Linked DNA regions of Homo sapiens: region 2 is linked to region 1. The links are chromatin loops, found by intact Hi-C in ENCODE. Cell type or tissue: heart left ventricle. All regions are shown on one strand. Links, peaks and the distances in the headings refer to the core of each region. The heading gives the core; the rest is flanking DNA.

Region 1 (8,330 bases), core at 29-8,028:
TTTAGTAGAGATGGGGTTTCACTGTGTTAGCCAGGATGGTCTTGATCTCCTGACCTGGTGATCCGCCCGCCTCGGCCTCCCAAAGTGCTAGGATTACAGGCGTGAGCCACCACGCCTGGCCTGTAAGTGCTAGGTCTTTATATGACTGGTAGCGCACTAGGTTTGTTTACACCAGCATCACCATAACCACATGAGTAATGCATGTGCAAGCATGTTACAAGGGCAATAATATCTCTAGGGGATAAAAATTTTTGTGTCTATCACAACCTCGTGTGACCACTGTCGTACATGAGGTCTGCCACTGAACAAAATGACAGTATGTGATGCATGCCTGTATTGACTATCTGGCCCTTTACAAAAAACATTTGCTGGCCCCTGTTCTAAAACATGCAAACCACAACGGAAAAGGATACAGACACTTGGTTGAGTCAAAATCTGTTTTCTGCTGAGCCTTTGGAGGAACTAGGCATAGTGTTTCATGATGATTACTCTCACTCATCATTTCGTTTAATCCTCATAATAACTTTACTGAATATTGTCACTAATTCCATTTTATAGATGAGGCGAATTATGCACAACTAAATGAAGTTACTTTTTTTTTTTTTTTTTTTTTGAGACAGAGTCTCGCTCTGTCACCCAGGCTGGAGTGCAATGACACGATCTTGGCTCACTGCAACCTCCACCTCCCGGGTTCACGCCATTCTCATGCCTCAGCCTCCCAAGTAGCTGGGACTACAGGCGCCCACCACCACGCCCGGCTAATTTTTTGTATTTTTAGTAGAGACGGGGTTTCACCGTGTTAGCCAGGATGGTCTTGATTTCCTGACCTCGTGATCTGCCCGCCTCCACCTCCCAAAGTGCTGGGATTACAGGCGTGAGGCACCGTGCCCGGCCTTTTTTTTTTTTAAAAAAAAAAGAGATGGAGTCTCACTCTTTCGCCCACGCTGGAGTGCAATGGTGCGATCTTGGCTCACTGCAACCTCCGCCTCCCGGGTTGAAGCAATTCTCCCATCTCAGCCTCCTGAGTAGCTGGGACTACAGGCGTGCACCACCACGCCTGGCTAATTTTTGTATTTTTAGTAGAGACCGGGTTTCATCACATTGGCCAGACTGCTCTTGAACTCCCGACCTCAAGTGATCTGCCCGTCTCGGCCTCCCAAAGTGCTGAGATTATAGGCATGAGCCACTGCGCCCGGCCGAAATTAAGTAACTTTTTAAGCTGCATAGAACAGTTTAGTCTTGGAGGCATAACAGGTAAACATTTACTTATCCAAATTTCTCTTTCTTTAGAATGAGATCAAAGTAGAACTTCAGACAAGAACGAGTGTACATTCACAGTAACCGCATGTGGAACCATCATTTTAGGCAATTCCCTTCAGGGAAAAAAGTAAAGTAGATTGTAGTGTTCTTTCTTGTCCAGGTTCTCTGTTACACAGGTGTGTTCAGTTTGTGAAAATTCATTGAGCTTTAGAATTAGGAAATGAGCACTTTTCTCTGTGTGTGTGTGTGTGTGTGTGTGTGTGTGTGTGTGTGTGTATTATACATGAGTAGTAAGTTTCAAGATGACTGCTGTCACTGGTACCTTGATCACAGACCTGTAAGCTAACTCGAGCTAAACACACCAGTAGTGGTTTGTCCAGGTTCCTGACCCACAGAAACTGTAAGATTACACTTTTTGTGGTTTTAAGTTGCTAAGTTTTAGGGTAATTTGTTACTTAACAATGGATAATACAGCTTGAAGCAGACATCAGTATTAACACTGAAAAAAGAGATAGATAATAATCCTAGAGAGTCAAAAGAATACTAACTCAAGAAAAAAATCAAGGCCAATAAACTCTGCAAATTAAAGACAGATACAGGGATACGGTATTCTATTATTTAATAAATACTTGTAGGGGCAAGGCACAGTGGCTCACACCTGTAATCCCAGCACTTTGAGAGGCCAAGGCAGCAGGATCGCTTGAGACCAGGAGTTCAAGACCAGCCAGGGAACACAGACCTTGTCTCTACAAAAAATTGTTAAAAATCAGCTGGGGATGGTGGCACAGTCCTGTCCTGAGCTACTCAGGAGGCTGAGGTGGGAAGACTGCTAGAGCCCAGGTTGAGGCTACAGTGAGACAGGATCCTGCCACTGCACTCCAGCCTGGGTGAAACAGCAAGACCCTGTCCCAAAAAAAAAAAAAAAAAAAAGAAAGACCACATTGTAGGGATGTCAATTTTGCCCACATTTCTTCATAGGTTTATTTGATTCTAGTTAGAATGATTAGATAAGGGGAGTTCTTAAAGAACAGGACATAACTTTGTAACCACTATCTGGAAGAACAAACAAGCAGAATTAGTTAAGATCAATTTTAAACAGAAGGACAAATTAGAGGATGAACTCAGCCACGGAGGAATATCCTATGAGAGAAAACAGCCCATATGTGAAGGCTCAGTTCACAAGTCACTTTCTTACCCCAGGTTGTATGCTCTGTTAATATGTTGTATTTTTATTTCTAAGCACTTACTGTTGTAATTACATAACTGGCAACTATATAATCATTACTGTAATGATTCATGGACCTCCCTGTCACAACTGTGAACTCTAAGAGATCTGGTGAGTGTTTGTGCTGCCAGTACCTACTAGTCTGTGTACAGAGGGCTCACAAGGATCATCCAAGCAGACACTCTCACGCACTGATCATTTAAGGCTAAAATACAACCACCTCTGTGACGGGAAACCTGGCAAAAGCCTTTAAGCCTTGCTTAAAATGAAGATCTTAAATGGGCATATCTTTTGACTGAGTGATGTACTTCCAGGAACCTGGTGAATTTTGTACAAAGCTATGCATTATATATGTTTATAACAGCTAAAAGCTAGACATAACTTGTCAGCTACCAGACTGGATTATTTGACAATGACATTTAGAAAATGTGGTTATAAGAAAACTGATTGCTATAATGAAAAAAAATTCCAGGTTATGAAAATGTGGAATTAAACACAAGGTACGAATACAACAGTGCTTAAAAATTACAAACTCCCAAGTCTACATCCTAAATAGAGAACGGAAGAAAATATTCTAAGGTATATTTTATGTTTATTTTTATTTACAAATACAACCTGGGTATTCTAGGGGGAAAAGTCATTATACTTAGTGCACGAGCAATAACTCTCCCCTAGAGAATGCAGACTTCCACCCTGAGAAAAACAGCATTTACATCTCCTTCTTACCTTGTCTACAACTTTATTGCACATTAACAACAAGCATCGTTTCCCAGCCCTAACAGACTGAATTCGTTAGAACAAAAATATCTGATACTTGGCCAGGCGCGGTGGCTCACGCCTGTAATCCCAGCACTTTGTGAGGTCGAGGCGGGCAGATCACGAGGTCGGGAGATCGAGACCATCCTGGCTAACACGGTGAAACCCCATTTCCACTAAAAATACAAAAAATTAGCCGGGCGTGGTGGCGAGTGCCTGTAGTCCCAGCTACTCGAGAGGCTGAGGCAGGAGAATGGCGTGAACCTGGGAGGTGAAGCTTGCAGTGAGCCGGGATTGCGCCACTGCACTCCAGCCTGGGCGACAGAGTGAGACTCCGTCTCAAAAAAAAAAAAAAAAAAAAATTTGATACCATTTTACCTATCTGAGAAAGGCAAACCATAACAACTCAAACCCCCTACATGGCATCAGAAGGCAAGAGACCAGGAAACCCATTGCATCTCACCTTTTTGTGAGTTTGCCCTGTAGTTCTGTCCTATATAGACACATAGCAAAGAAACGTGTATTAAGTAAAGATCAAAACAAGAGGTCCTATCAGGACTCTCCTTTATTTGTCTCCATACATCACATTTTGCTCAATGTCTCTACACATCTCTCTTTTTTTTTTATTACATCAGTGCTGCTGGCTATGTAAACAACAGAAGATACTCAAATGACAGAAAGGTAATAAAAACTAGTTTTGATTTCTTAGGCAATACTTTACCAATACTGCAAAATCAGAAAATGGCAAATATAAGAAGAAATTCTACACTAAAATATGTTAGCTGGGGTATCCAAGAGTAAGTGATATGGATTTGTGAGAATGAAATAAACTCAAAGATTATGATGGAATAAAAACCCAACTGCAGAATAAGCCAAACACAGCCTGGAAATTTACGTGTACGTCCTCCATCTACAGTGTCCCGTGATGCCTAATGATCGGTTCTGGTTTGTCACAGGAGACAGGAAACATCACTATGGTTGGTTAATTAGTTCTTGGCGCAAGAAATGCTTAGAAAGATCAGAATTACTCACGTGATATCTCTTCGTTGATAGCAGCCCTGAAGCAGGCAGGCAATCAGGTCACTGATAAACTCCACGTCATCTCTGTGAAGAGCGGCTTCTAACTCCTGAGGGAGGGAGAGAGGGAAGTTGAGAAATCAAACAGAGATTTCTTAAAATACACACCCCTTCCTACCGCCAGCACAAGCCCCAAGAACTGAATGGTCCCAGCAGCGGAAGGACTTGCCAGAGATCAGCTCTGCCCTTCCTTCTGGCTACTGTGAGAAGAGCAACCGGATTCCGCGTTTTCTTTTTCCCAGGGTTTTATTTCTCTCACTACTCCCTCCCCAACCCCATTCCTCTTACCGGCACATGAGAAGAAACACACATAACTCTTTTTGATAAATCAATGCTAGCTGCATAATTAAAGAGCTTAACTCTTTGATTATATATAATCGAGTATAAATACAAATGTGCTGTACTGCTATTTTAATCGCAAAAGAGAGGAAAGGAGTGCTCATGTAATTGTTTATGAAACATTTGTCATTTACTCAACCTTCTCAAGAGATAAACCATCTGCAACAGCTTTAAAGAACCACTGTATTTTGAATGGCATTTGTTAGTAAGTGATAATGACAATTTTTATTTTGGGATGCCACACCTACATGGCTGATGAAAGGTGATTGCGAGATCCAAGGCTAATCTTACATCATCTAAACAGAATGAGGTAACGTCTCTGTGAATGTCTTTGCTTTCCTTGGGGTTCAGCTTGCCTCGACACGGTATTCCAACAAGCAATTGTTTGGAAAGGGACCACTGGACAAAAAGTGGTGGTGGGGAACTTTAGGAGATCCTATTTCCCTTCCCAACACCCCCAAAATAAGCAGGTATTTTCTTAGATGACAGAATGTTTTCTAGGCCATCAAGTCTCCTACTAGAAAAGTTTGCCCACATTCTTTCAACCAGGATGCAATCTTCTGCATGCAAACCATTTCCCAAGAGTCTGCTCCCTATGGTTTGACTTGCTCATAACCAGATCAGTAATCCCCAGAAAAACCAAACTTCTGACAATCTTATTAACGGTTCTGAAAAGTACGAGATGTGCATAAGATGCAAGTTGTGATCTTAACAGCAATTACATGATAGCAGACACAAAACGGGGTGGGGTTTCCTTCTTATATAGAAATAATACGGCTCTGGCCAGGCATGGTGGCTCACTTGAGGTCAAGAGATTGAGACCAGTCTAGCCAACATGGTCATACCCTGTCTCTACTACAAATACAAAAATTAGCCAGGCATGGTGGCACGCACCTGTGATCCCAGCTACTAAGGCTGAGACACAAGAATCGCTTGAAACCAGGAGGCAGAGATTGCAGTGAAATGAGATCGTGCCAGCGTACTCCAGCCTGGGCGACAGAGTGAGACACTGTCTCAAACAAACAAAAAACACAAATCAATCAGTACTAGCAGGTACAGAAAACACGCTATGGGAGCTGAGAAGAAAAGGGTTACTTCTGCTGTGGAAGCCTGGGAGATTTCGTGAGATGGTAATTGTGACCGAGTGACAATGGAGAGAGGCAGGGCATGACCAGGTGCAGGAGGATATTAGGTTCAGTTTAACTATTCTTTAGATTATGTGAAGGGGAGTAATGTGAGCTGAGATTGACAGGCGATCCTGAATACCCAGCTAATGAGTTTGGCCTTTCTTCGGGAGACAATGGAGATCTACCTCAGTTTATTTCTATAGAGAGGCAAAGTGAGACTAATCTAGCTGCTGTGTATATACAAGGAATTCTAGTGGTAGAGGGTGGGAGGGGAGATGTTAGCCCAAGCAACAGCACAAGAGGAAGGTTCTAAAGGACTTACTAAATGAGAGAACGGAGAAATAGGAATTCAAGATCTGCCACAAGTAAAGGCCAGCCGAGGCGAGGGAAGACTTGAATGGCTCATGTTTTAAGCTGGGCACTGGGCAAGCCTCCCAGTGACTTACAACAGAAGCAAAATCTTCAAAGCCAAAACTCCCAGGCCAATCTCATTTGATAGGTAAGTCAGAATCAGCTAGAGCCGGAAATGAAACTACAGATCACGTATTTCCATTCTCTCAATTTAAAGATGTAGAAACTAGCCGGGTGTGGTGGTGCATGCCTACAGTCCCAGACACTTGGGAGGCTGAGGTAGGAGGATCACTGAGCCCAGGAGTTTGAGACCAGCCTGGGCCACACAGCAAGACCCTGTCTCTTTTAAGGGAGAAAAAACAACAACAGCAAGATAAACTAGGTCCAGAAAGGTTAACTGGCTTCTCCAAGGGCACTAAGCAAATCAGTGACAGAGCTGAGTGGAAACCCAGGTCACCGAGTACAGTGTTCTTCCCAAAACCAAGCTGCTCCCCCCGGCCAATGTTCTCCATTCTAGAAAGGCCTGATGGTTTCTACAATTACAGTGACCGCCCCAACCACTGTGTCTTTTCTCTAAGAGCCCTCACATGTACCATTCTCCCTAGGTGGAAATCCCGTCCCTCTGCTGAACTGTACTGCAGTTCTTTACGGGAGAAACTTTATCTGCAAAGTCTTCCCAGCCAAGCTCCCCCACGCTGCTCCCACCAGTGCTCACTGTCACTGTGGCGTCCATGCATCCCCAGGTTTCTACACGTCCTGTTCTGTTCCCTTCCCTGCCATCATAAACTAAGAGCACAATCGGATCGTGATTAAAGGTGCTACAGTCTGTACTAACTAATTTCTCCTAAGATTTTTTTAAGCATGGAAGTACCAAATTAAATAATAAAGGCAACACTGGAGGCTGAGATGGGAGGATTGCTTAAAGCCAGGAGTTCAAGACCAGCCTGAGGAACATAGCGAGACCCCATCTCTACAGAAATAAATAAATAACAAAGGCCACATTTGAGAAGATAAGCTAAGAACTGGGAGGGTGTTTTCAAGGAGGTGACTGCATAAAGTTTGCCGTATGGTTCATGTGGCATCTCCTTAGAGGATCACTTTTACTATGTGGTTTCCAAGAAATTTAATTACCTTTTTCTCCATCTCCGCCTTCGGCACACAGACATCCTCTTCTGGCTTCCGCCTTTATCATGGCCATTTTCACCAGCGCTGCCTAGGTTCTAGCTAGAATACTATCCTCCAAGGAGGCAAGACAAGTTTTCTACATTGTAGCAATAATGTCAGGAGTGCCTTTTCTTCTAACACAATAGAAAGTAGAATATCAGGGATGCTGGACTAGCTCTTCCAAGGAGAATCGAATAGGCTTAAATGGTCCCTCAAAGGACACACATAGGGAGAGGAACTCTGCGTCACTTATTAAATATTCCAACTCTTCTCCCTTACCTACCATATTCCCCATTTCACCATCCCTGGAATATAGTAACTAACTCATGAAGTCATTAAAAACAGGGTTCAACATGTAAAATTGCTTTTTAAATATAATTCTATGATATTATGTTTACTGTGTCAGAAGCCACCCAGAAAACCCACCCAAAAATTTGCAGGTCCAAGCTAACTTGTGAGGTGATGAAGACATTGCTGAACTTACCCCTGGAGCTCAGCAGAACTTAAAATGCAGAATCAGTAAAGATGAGAACCAAGAATAGGTGACGAACCCCTGGAGAGTAAAGCCTTTTCTCTTTCCCTTTAGTAACTATAAACCCCCCCCAGTTAGTACCAAATGGATAAACCAAGGCACAGTAAATACAAGCCCTGGTCTCACCATCCTGTGATGAAATACAGAGGAAGAATGTTCTATCAAAACAGCCAAGGAAAGAAACAGGAGAGCTATTTTTAATCCTGCAGAACAAAAGAAATGGCCAAACAGTTAAAATGCTGGCTGATCAGTTAAAATGTTTCCCCATTATTTTAATGGGTATGGTGTTTCAGATATGCGGCTGGCATTTGGAAGACGAAACAGTTTTGGATATCTCTTTGACAACAATGTGAATCTACTTAATATTACTGAACTGACCACTTTAAAATGTGTTTACTACAATAAATTATTTTTCACATTAAAAGTGTCTATTTTCAAGGGTTGTAATGATTAAATGAAGCAGTGGCACACAGTAAATGCCACATGAAAACATTTATCT
Region 2 (8,330 bases), core at 99-8,098, 99 kb after region 1:
TAACAGGCTATAGTATACTGTGAACATAACTTTTATATGCCCTGTGAAACCAAAAATTTCATGTGACTCACTTTACTGCAATATTCACCTTATGGCAATAGTCTGGAACTGACCCCAAAATATCTCTGAGGTGTGCCTGTAGCTAAAACTAGTCTTTCTTCTTCCAGTCTGTTCTATTCCAGCTACCAAAACCAGATTTAACCTAAAACACTTAGTATACAGGACTTCTTACTCTAAAACTTGGTTTCTCCACTGCCTGAAGAAAAATGATCACCAGTGAGGCCAGTCTTCAAGGCTTGTTGCAATGTTGCCTCTATGATCTCTCTCTCTCAACCTCTTTTTCTATTAGTCTCTATGAGGAAGGGGCTCTCTGGCCGGGCACAGTGGCTCACGCCTGTAATCCCAGCACTTTGGGAGGCCAAGGCGGGCGGATCACAAGGTCAGGAGATCAAGACCATCCTGGCTAACACGGCGAAACCTCGTCCCTACTAAAAAAAAAAAAAAAAATTAGCAGGGCGTGGTGGCAGGCGCCTGTAGTCCCAGCTACTAGGGAGACTGAGGCAGGAGAATGGGGTGAACCCAGGAGGCGGAGCTCGCAGTGAGCCAAGATTGTGCCACTGCACTCCAGCCTGGGTGACAGAGTGAGACTCCGTCTCAAAAAAAACAAAAAAAAAAAATGTGGGGGCTCTCTGACCTAGCTAACTACACTGACTTACTCAGCATGACCCCCAGAAGCATGATGCTTCCTCCAGGAAGCGTTTCACTCGCCATCTCTGCCTTCCTCTGAACTCTTACAGCAATTATATTCCCTATCGCTCACTGGGCAAACAACATAGGTTTCACAATACCACTGCTGCCCTGCCCCTTTTCGACAGACAAATTCCCCCAGGGCAGCAGCACAACAGGGACTCTGCCACATACCTCTGCAACCTCAGTATTAATAATGATGACAATAACACAGGGAAGGCTGATTGGGTTTTGAGATTTTCCCTTTTTTAAAAACATTTCACTTTAACCTTAAAAATGTGCATGTTACAGAAATCCAAGCGGAGTCAGGGGTAAGGAAGATGGGTTCCATTGCTGAAAGCGATGAAAATCCAGGGTTATGCACTCACTCCAGCAGCACTTGCACTAAAACTGGCCTATGCAAGATGACACGCAGAGTCGTGAAGTGTTCCGTGTTAAAAAAAAAGTCTAGAGTTACGTGTCACAAGCATCCTCAACCAAGCATCCCCCTCCCAATCTTCAACATTCCTGTAAGGAGGGCTGGGGGGCTGCTTTAACACCACAAAGGAAAATGGGGGGAAAGTCTTTCAGAACCAATGTGAAAAGCATCAGTACATTCGTGTGGATACTAACCCAAATCAATGCCAGTGTAAGAGTGGAAAATAATCCAAAATTAAATTCCTTTATTATGACAACAGGTGAAATTTTTTCTTTAAAGCACCTTCCCCCCCGCCCACCCCCGTGTACAACAATGTTCCCTGAACAAAGAACTCCAGGCCTCTGCTATAAAAATTGTCCCCACACCTAAAAGAATTCACAAACAACCTTTCAGGAAGACAGAGAGACATAATGGGGAATGGAGAAGAGAAAGGATTTGCTAAAGAAGTAGATCTGTTAATTTAACACATTTTCTGTCAAGCAAATCAACTGTCCTCAGTGCCATTGTTGCTGAGACAATGAACACTCAGGGTAGGGCTGTTCATTAAAAGGAACCGGCCAGGAGAAGAAAACACTCTTGCAGTCAACAAGACTGCTGAACAGCATTTTTCAATTCTAAGAACTTATCCATTCTCAGGAATTATTAATTGGGTGTGATTTAAAGTTCAACATTGAAAACGTGAAGCAGTGAGCTTAATTGTGGCCCCACGGCTTCCTCTATTTTCATCACTTACTTTTGGAGGTGATGGGTGGGGAGGAGCAAGGGAGGGTACACACAGTCTGTTCTGACAGCCACTCACACATTCAATTCAGGTGGCCACATGCCTCAGTGACACAATGCCAAGTCACACGTCACTCCAGCAAACCCACCCTAGGGAAAAAGTAGACCTGATTTAGCTCATAAAGAGTCTGGGCTGTAGAACCAAAGCTAAAAGCTGACCATTCCAGTGTGAAACTTATACGCATATGACATCATTTAAACCGGCCAATGTCTTTTGTAAAGGCCACATGAGGTCAGGGACTTTAAAAAGGAGAATGAAATACTATCTTCTATATATTTTTGCATAAACCATATTACAGTTTAAATGAGTGTATGGCTAACGAAGTACAAAAAAGAACACATGAGAGAATTATTCAGAGGGGTCATCTGCCCTCTAAAGAGGAGAAAACTGCTTTTGGCTGTAGAACTGATTGACTTCACACCAACTTATTTACACAAATTCTCGGATTTAACACCTTGCTGCAAGCCAGAAATTCTACCCCTCCTCCACTGATGCCCAGAACAAACCCTAGGGCATGAGTAGAGCACAAGGGAGTAGAAGAGAAAACAAAAAAAAACAATGGTCAGACCTTAGTTCCCAGCCAAAGAGATAAAGAATAAAAAACAAGACACAGGGTCTCTGTGGGGATTGAATACCCCAAGATGGAAAAGAAGGACTTGGAGATGGACATTCAATGAAAAACATCTTCAAAAGCCACAGATAATGTGATCTCATTTCCTTGAAGTTCTATGGTATCTTTCTTCCAAGAAGCTCAAAGCCCTTCACAGTGCACTAGACTGCTTGAGTCACACTCACAATACCGTTTGCTCCCCAAACCAAAATAAAAATCTATTTGAATCCATAAAATATTTCACCATGCTTGCTGAGAGCAAAATTAAACATGAAAAATCATTAAAAAACATTTAGAGCAGCTTCAAGCTCATGTGGTCGCTGTGTTCTACACTGAAAATTCTGACGGAATAATGAACTTTACATATGCATATATCGCAAACACACACACACACACACACACACACACACACACACACACACACCTTCAACGTAGGTCCCACTGAACTTTTGACCTGGTCATGGATAACGCCCTCCCCAGTACACCACTGCTCAATGCTCAAGAGATCTGTCAAGAGCCTTGTGCCCTGACAGGCAATGGCAGCCGCTCCAGCCCCAGGCTGCAGCACAAACACCCCTCACCCCTCCTCCCTGCGGCACTAGGCAGCCAGGCCCTGCTTCAGGGAGGCCTTTTGTAGGGGAAGGCCTTTCTTTATCAGCCTCAGTTAGCTTCACAGTTCCCTCCCTACTAGCCCCAAACTCTCTTCTTTCCTTAAATGACGTTCTAGGAAAGAGAAAAAAATTAACAATGCCAGGCGCGGGGGGCTCAGGCCTGTAATCCCAGCACTTTGGGAGGCTGAGGTGGGCTGATCACTGGAGGTCAGGAGTTCGAAACCAGCCTGACCAAGATGGTGAAACCCTGTCTCTACTAAAAATACAAAAATTAGCCGGGTGTGGTGGCACACGCCTGTAATACCAGCTTCTTGAGAGGCTGAGGCAGGAGAATTGCTTGAACCTGGGAAGCAGACATTGCAGTGAGCCGAGATCGCACCACTGCACTCCAGCCTGGGTGGGCCACAAAAGCAAAACTCTGTCTCAAAGAAAGAAAAAAATTAACAAAACATCTGTTTCCCAGGTTTGTGACATGTACAATTGCTGATGACATTCACATCTGGGAGCAACTTTAACTTCCTTAAATTTCCATAAACAAAAATACTAAAGGTTTGCATTTAGGGGAAAAAATGCCCATCACAAGGAAAAACTCATCTATCTCACATAGGGTGTACCTTCTATACAATGACCAACACTGAAAAGTCATCTCTACCTCACACACTAAAGTAATGATTCTCAAAAGCAGGACAATTTCACCCCGCCGGACATATTTGGCAATGTCTGGAGACATTTATATTTGTCATGACTGGGGGTGCTATTGGCACCTGGAGCATAGAGGCCAACAATACTGCTAAACATCTTAAAACGAGGGCCAGGTGGGCCGGCTCACACCTGTAATCCCAACACTTTGGGAGGCCGAGGAGGGGGTCAGGAGATTGCGACCATCCTGGCTAACACGGTGAAACCCCGTCTCTACTAAAAATACAAAAAATTAGCCAGGCGTGGTGGTGGGCACCTGTAGTCCCAGCTACTCAGGAGGCTGAAGCAGGAGAATGGTGTGAACCCGGGAGGCAGAGGTTGCAGTGAGCCGAGATCGTGCCACTGCACTCCAGCCTGGACAACAGAGCAAAACTCCGTCTCCCAAAAACAAAAAAACAAAAAAACAAAAAAACAGCCCAGCGCGGTGGCTCACACCTGTAATCCCAGCACTTTGGGAGGCCAAGGCGGGCGGATCACAAGGTTAGGAGATCCAGACCATCCTGGCTAACACGGTGAAACCCCGTCTCTACTAAAAACACAAAAAATTAGCCGGGCGTGGTGGTGGGCACCTGTAGTCCCAGCTACTCAGGAGGCTGAGGCAGGAGAATGGCGTGAACCCGGGGGGCGGAGGTTGCAGTGAGCCAAGATAGCGCCACTGCACTCCAGCCTGGGCAACAGAGCAAGCCTCCGTCTCAAAAACAAAACAAAACAAAACAAAACGCATATAACATTCCTCATATAACAGCTTCCCACAACAGATTTTCAGATCAAACTATCAATAGTGCTGAGGCTGAGAAACCCAGAGGATTAAAGGAACACAATCTGGAGCTCACTCTTACTTTCCAATCATTCATTCCTTTCTCAATCCTAAGAGCTGCTGAAAAATGACTGTCCCCAAGTTTTCCAATATAAATTGACTGATATTTGTTAGAGGCTAATATAAAGATATAATAAAAGCATCCAAGGGATAGCATCCCATGAAATATGCAAATATGGAGGAAGGGTAGCAGCCATCTGAAAAGGTTATAATAGCAAATGAAAGGCAAACCACAAGCCAGAAGCTGTAAGTGGATCTTATTCAGAGTTCTAGCTATTGATGACATGAGATATAAGAAACAGACTAAGTGAAAGGAAGCCAAAGGCAGTGGCATGTGCCTGGAGTCCCAGCTACTGGGGAGGCTGAGGCAGGAGGATCACTTGAGCTCAGGGGTTCAAATCCAGCCTGGGTAACATAGTGAGATACTGTCTTTAAAAAAAAAAAAAAATGAAGTAAGAATCACATAATTCAATGCCTTCAGCCTCCAGAATTCCTCAAAATCTCAAAGCACAAAATCTTAGGTCACTTTAAGAACACTAGAGATAGTGAACATGTCAATCTTCAAGTCTCAAAAGCTACTTTCAAAGTAGCTTATTTGCAGACAAGATGCCAGAGAAAGAGAAAGAAAAAATTCCTATAATTTGCAAACACACCAAGTATGGATTTGCAGTTTTCACTTGGTACGTAATTAATTTGTAAGATGTGGATCCTAACCTTGACCCTAACTGGTGAGTCAGCAATTTTCTAGATTAGTTAAGAGTGTTATGCATGCTGAGAAACATTTCTAGAATCACAGAACTTTAGACATAGGAACACCTAGGAATCACTGAGTCTATAGATGGGGCACCTGAAACCCACAGTCATCTGCCTAAGAACACAACTTAAAGACAGGTGGGCCCACAATCCAGCTTTCTGATTGCTGCCTTTTGAAAATGTGTTTAGGGGCTGGGAGCGGTGGCTCATGCCTTTAATCCCAGTACTTTGGGAGGCCGAGGAGGGTGGATCACGAGGTCAGGAGTTTGAGACCAGCCTGGCCAACACAGCGAAACCCCATCTCTCCTAAAAATACAAAAATTAGCCAGGCAGATGGCACATGTCTGAAATCCCAGCTACTCGGGAGGCTGAGGCAGGAGAATCACCTGAACCCAGGAGGCAGAGGTTGCAGTGAGCTGAGATCACGCCACTGCACTCCAGCCTGGGCGACAAAGCAAGACTCCATCTCAAAAAAAAAAAACAAAAAAAAAGAAAATGTGTTTAGTCACATCAACTACATCTAAGACCATGTACTTAGAAGCTCCCCTTTGGCTCTGTCCACACACCACATTTTTACCTAAACCACCTTTGCACTGCAGTTTTCCGCACTCTGCCAAGCGCACTGCATTGTGCGAGCCCCAGCACACCATGGAATCCCACACTGAGCTCCCTTGATCAAAGGGGCAGATGATCGGTAGTACTGAATGCTGCCAAGGTGTATTTTAGGCTTTCCTAAGTGTATTCCAGAACATTAAGCAACTTAACTTCCGTTGCAAAGCGAGCCATGTGCTAACGCAGGCCGCCCTTCAGAGATGAGAAGGCGCTGCCCCTTCTAAACTGCAGAAGATCCCAACTGTGAAGCCTTTGAAGCTTCACATGGTGGGCACACACACACACACCAAAGCAGCAAGCCTTTCCTTTCAAAGCGTGGGTATAAATAGAAAGGGGACCTGGTATTCACTTTTAAAGAGTTACATTATGATAGCACATTCTCCCCTTTCAGGATCTTAGCCTGCACAGATCTGTCCTTCTGTAATTCACATCCTGTTCTTTGGCTTTCCTCCTTGGTGAGGGTGCAGATCCTGAATCTTTAGAAGGCATTTTATCCTCTAGTATGTTACATTAAATAGATTAGTGTGACAAAGGACTATTTTTTTTTTTTTTTAGATAAGAGTCTCCCTCTCGCTCTGTTGCCCAGGCTGGAGTGCAATGGCGCGATCTCAGCTCACCGCAACCTCCGTCTCCCGGCTCCAATGAATTCTCCTGCCTCAGCCTCCCAAGTAGCTGGGATTACAGGCATGCACCACCATACCTGGCTAATTTTTGTACTTTTAGTAGAGACGGGGTTTCATCATATTGGTCAGGCTGGTCCTGAACTCCTGACCTCATGATCCGCCCGCCTCGGCCTCCCAAAAGTGCTGGGATTACAGGCGTGAGCCACCAGCGACAAAGCACTATTTTAAAAATCACTTTAAATCACTCACCTCCTCAGGCAGGCCCTACTAATCACCCTGTTTTAAACAGCAACAATCTACACCTCACCATGGCCCTGTGCAAGCCTCCACCCCACTCTACTTGGGGCCTTTTGACATTATATACATTGTCTGTCTCATTGCACTAAAAAGCAAGCAGGTATTTCTCTATTATGTTCACAACCATATCGGCACCTAGTACACTGCCTAATGTAGTAGATGCTTAATAAACATTTGCTGGCTGGGTGTAGTGGCTCATGCCTGTAATCCCAGCACTTTGGGAGGCTGAGGCAGGTGGATCACCTGAGGTCGGGAGTTCGAGGCCAGCCTGACCAACATCGAGAAACCCCCGTCTGTACTAAAAACACAAAAATTAGCCAGGCATGGTGGTGCATGCCTGTAATCCCAGCTACTTGGGAGGCTGAGGCAGGAGAATCGCTTGAACCCAGGAGGTGGAGGTTGCAGTGAGCCGAGATCACACCACTGCACTCTAGCCTGGGCGACAGAGTGAGACTCTGACTCAAAAATATATATATATTTGCTGAAATAAATGAATGAATACTTGAATTTGTCCCTTTGCACTTAGTTCAGAAGTTTTTTAAAAAGATCTTCTGTACCCCACACTATTAAGAGCCAAAGAACTCTAGAGGTGCACTGTGGAATCTGGCCATTCCATATGGGTCTGGCCCGTCATTTTAAAGATAATAAGACCTGCAGAAGCAGTGCGATGTGGTAGAAACAGGCAGAATTTGGCCTCAAAGAACCTGAGATCCAGGTGAGAGTCCCTGTGCAAGCATTAGCCTCTGTAGACTTTCAACTTCCACATCTGTGAAATGAGAATACCCCTGCCTCATGGTGATGGTTAAGGCCGGCTAAGGAGAAAATGGGATAACATTTTGAAAATGTACCAAGTACTACGCAGTGTCATTTATCATCACGTTATTTTGACCTGCCCAAAATCACAGTCAGTTACAGCAGCACAATCAGAATACAAGTTTCCTAACTCCTAGTGCGGCACATCTTGTGTCACAAAAGTAGGCTTCTGAACCCCTAATTGGGGCCAACTTACTCTTTCAACTAGTTCAGGGCTTCTTAACCTCGTATGGGTTGGGGGCTGCTTCCAGAATGTGATGAGAGCAATAGGCCCTCTCCTCCAGCAAAGTGCACACACGTACACCAAAACAAAGTCTCCTACCCTGGTGCCAGGTTTAGGAACCACTGATATGATGGATGTACTTACAAGTTTCTTTTAGCTATTTCTATTACTTAATGTTTAACAATCCATGCATTCAGCACTTGATTAAGGGGCTGGATTCTTCAAGGATGCACCAAGGGTGGAATTCAAGAATCTGAATATTGCCCCTAGATCTCATGCTGATTAGGTAAGAGATCTTACCCACGTACAAACACAACCAGGAAGGA

The links. Peaks named below come from ENCODE experiments on the same cell type or tissue, not always from the same donor. Only the 100,000 strongest peaks of a DNase experiment are listed, where the experiment ranks them.
Region 2: it touches region 1 in a loop (2.7-fold over the local background); 10 of 110 quality-filtered maps call a loop at or near these places.

The regions. Positions count from the first base shown.
Region 1 is chr22:17,473,626-17,481,955 of GRCh38, reverse strand. It overlaps CECR2 (CECR2 histone acetyl-lysine reader), which reads right to left. Exons shown (of 19, transcript NM_001290047.2): 2 at 4,274-4,368. Among named protein-coding and RNA genes, the nearest start is that of SLC25A18, 86 kb to the left of the region's middle. RefSeq lists an enhancer at 5,735-6,288. In heart left ventricle, for the core only: no CTCF peak of the experiment used is centred there; a DNase peak (open chromatin) is centred at 4,455; H3K4me3 peaks cover 1,128 bases; H3K27ac peaks cover 348 bases.
Region 2 is chr22:17,374,232-17,382,561 of GRCh38, reverse strand. All of the region lies in intron 1 of CECR2 (CECR2 histone acetyl-lysine reader), which reads right to left. Among named protein-coding and RNA genes, the nearest start is that of CECR2, 8.9 kb to the right of the region's middle. RefSeq lists enhancers at 1,404-1,964, 2,567-2,736, 2,733-3,410, 5,189-6,136, 6,137-7,087. In heart left ventricle, for the core only: no CTCF peak of the experiment used is centred there; a DNase peak (open chromatin) is centred at 3,131; H3K27ac peaks cover 554 bases.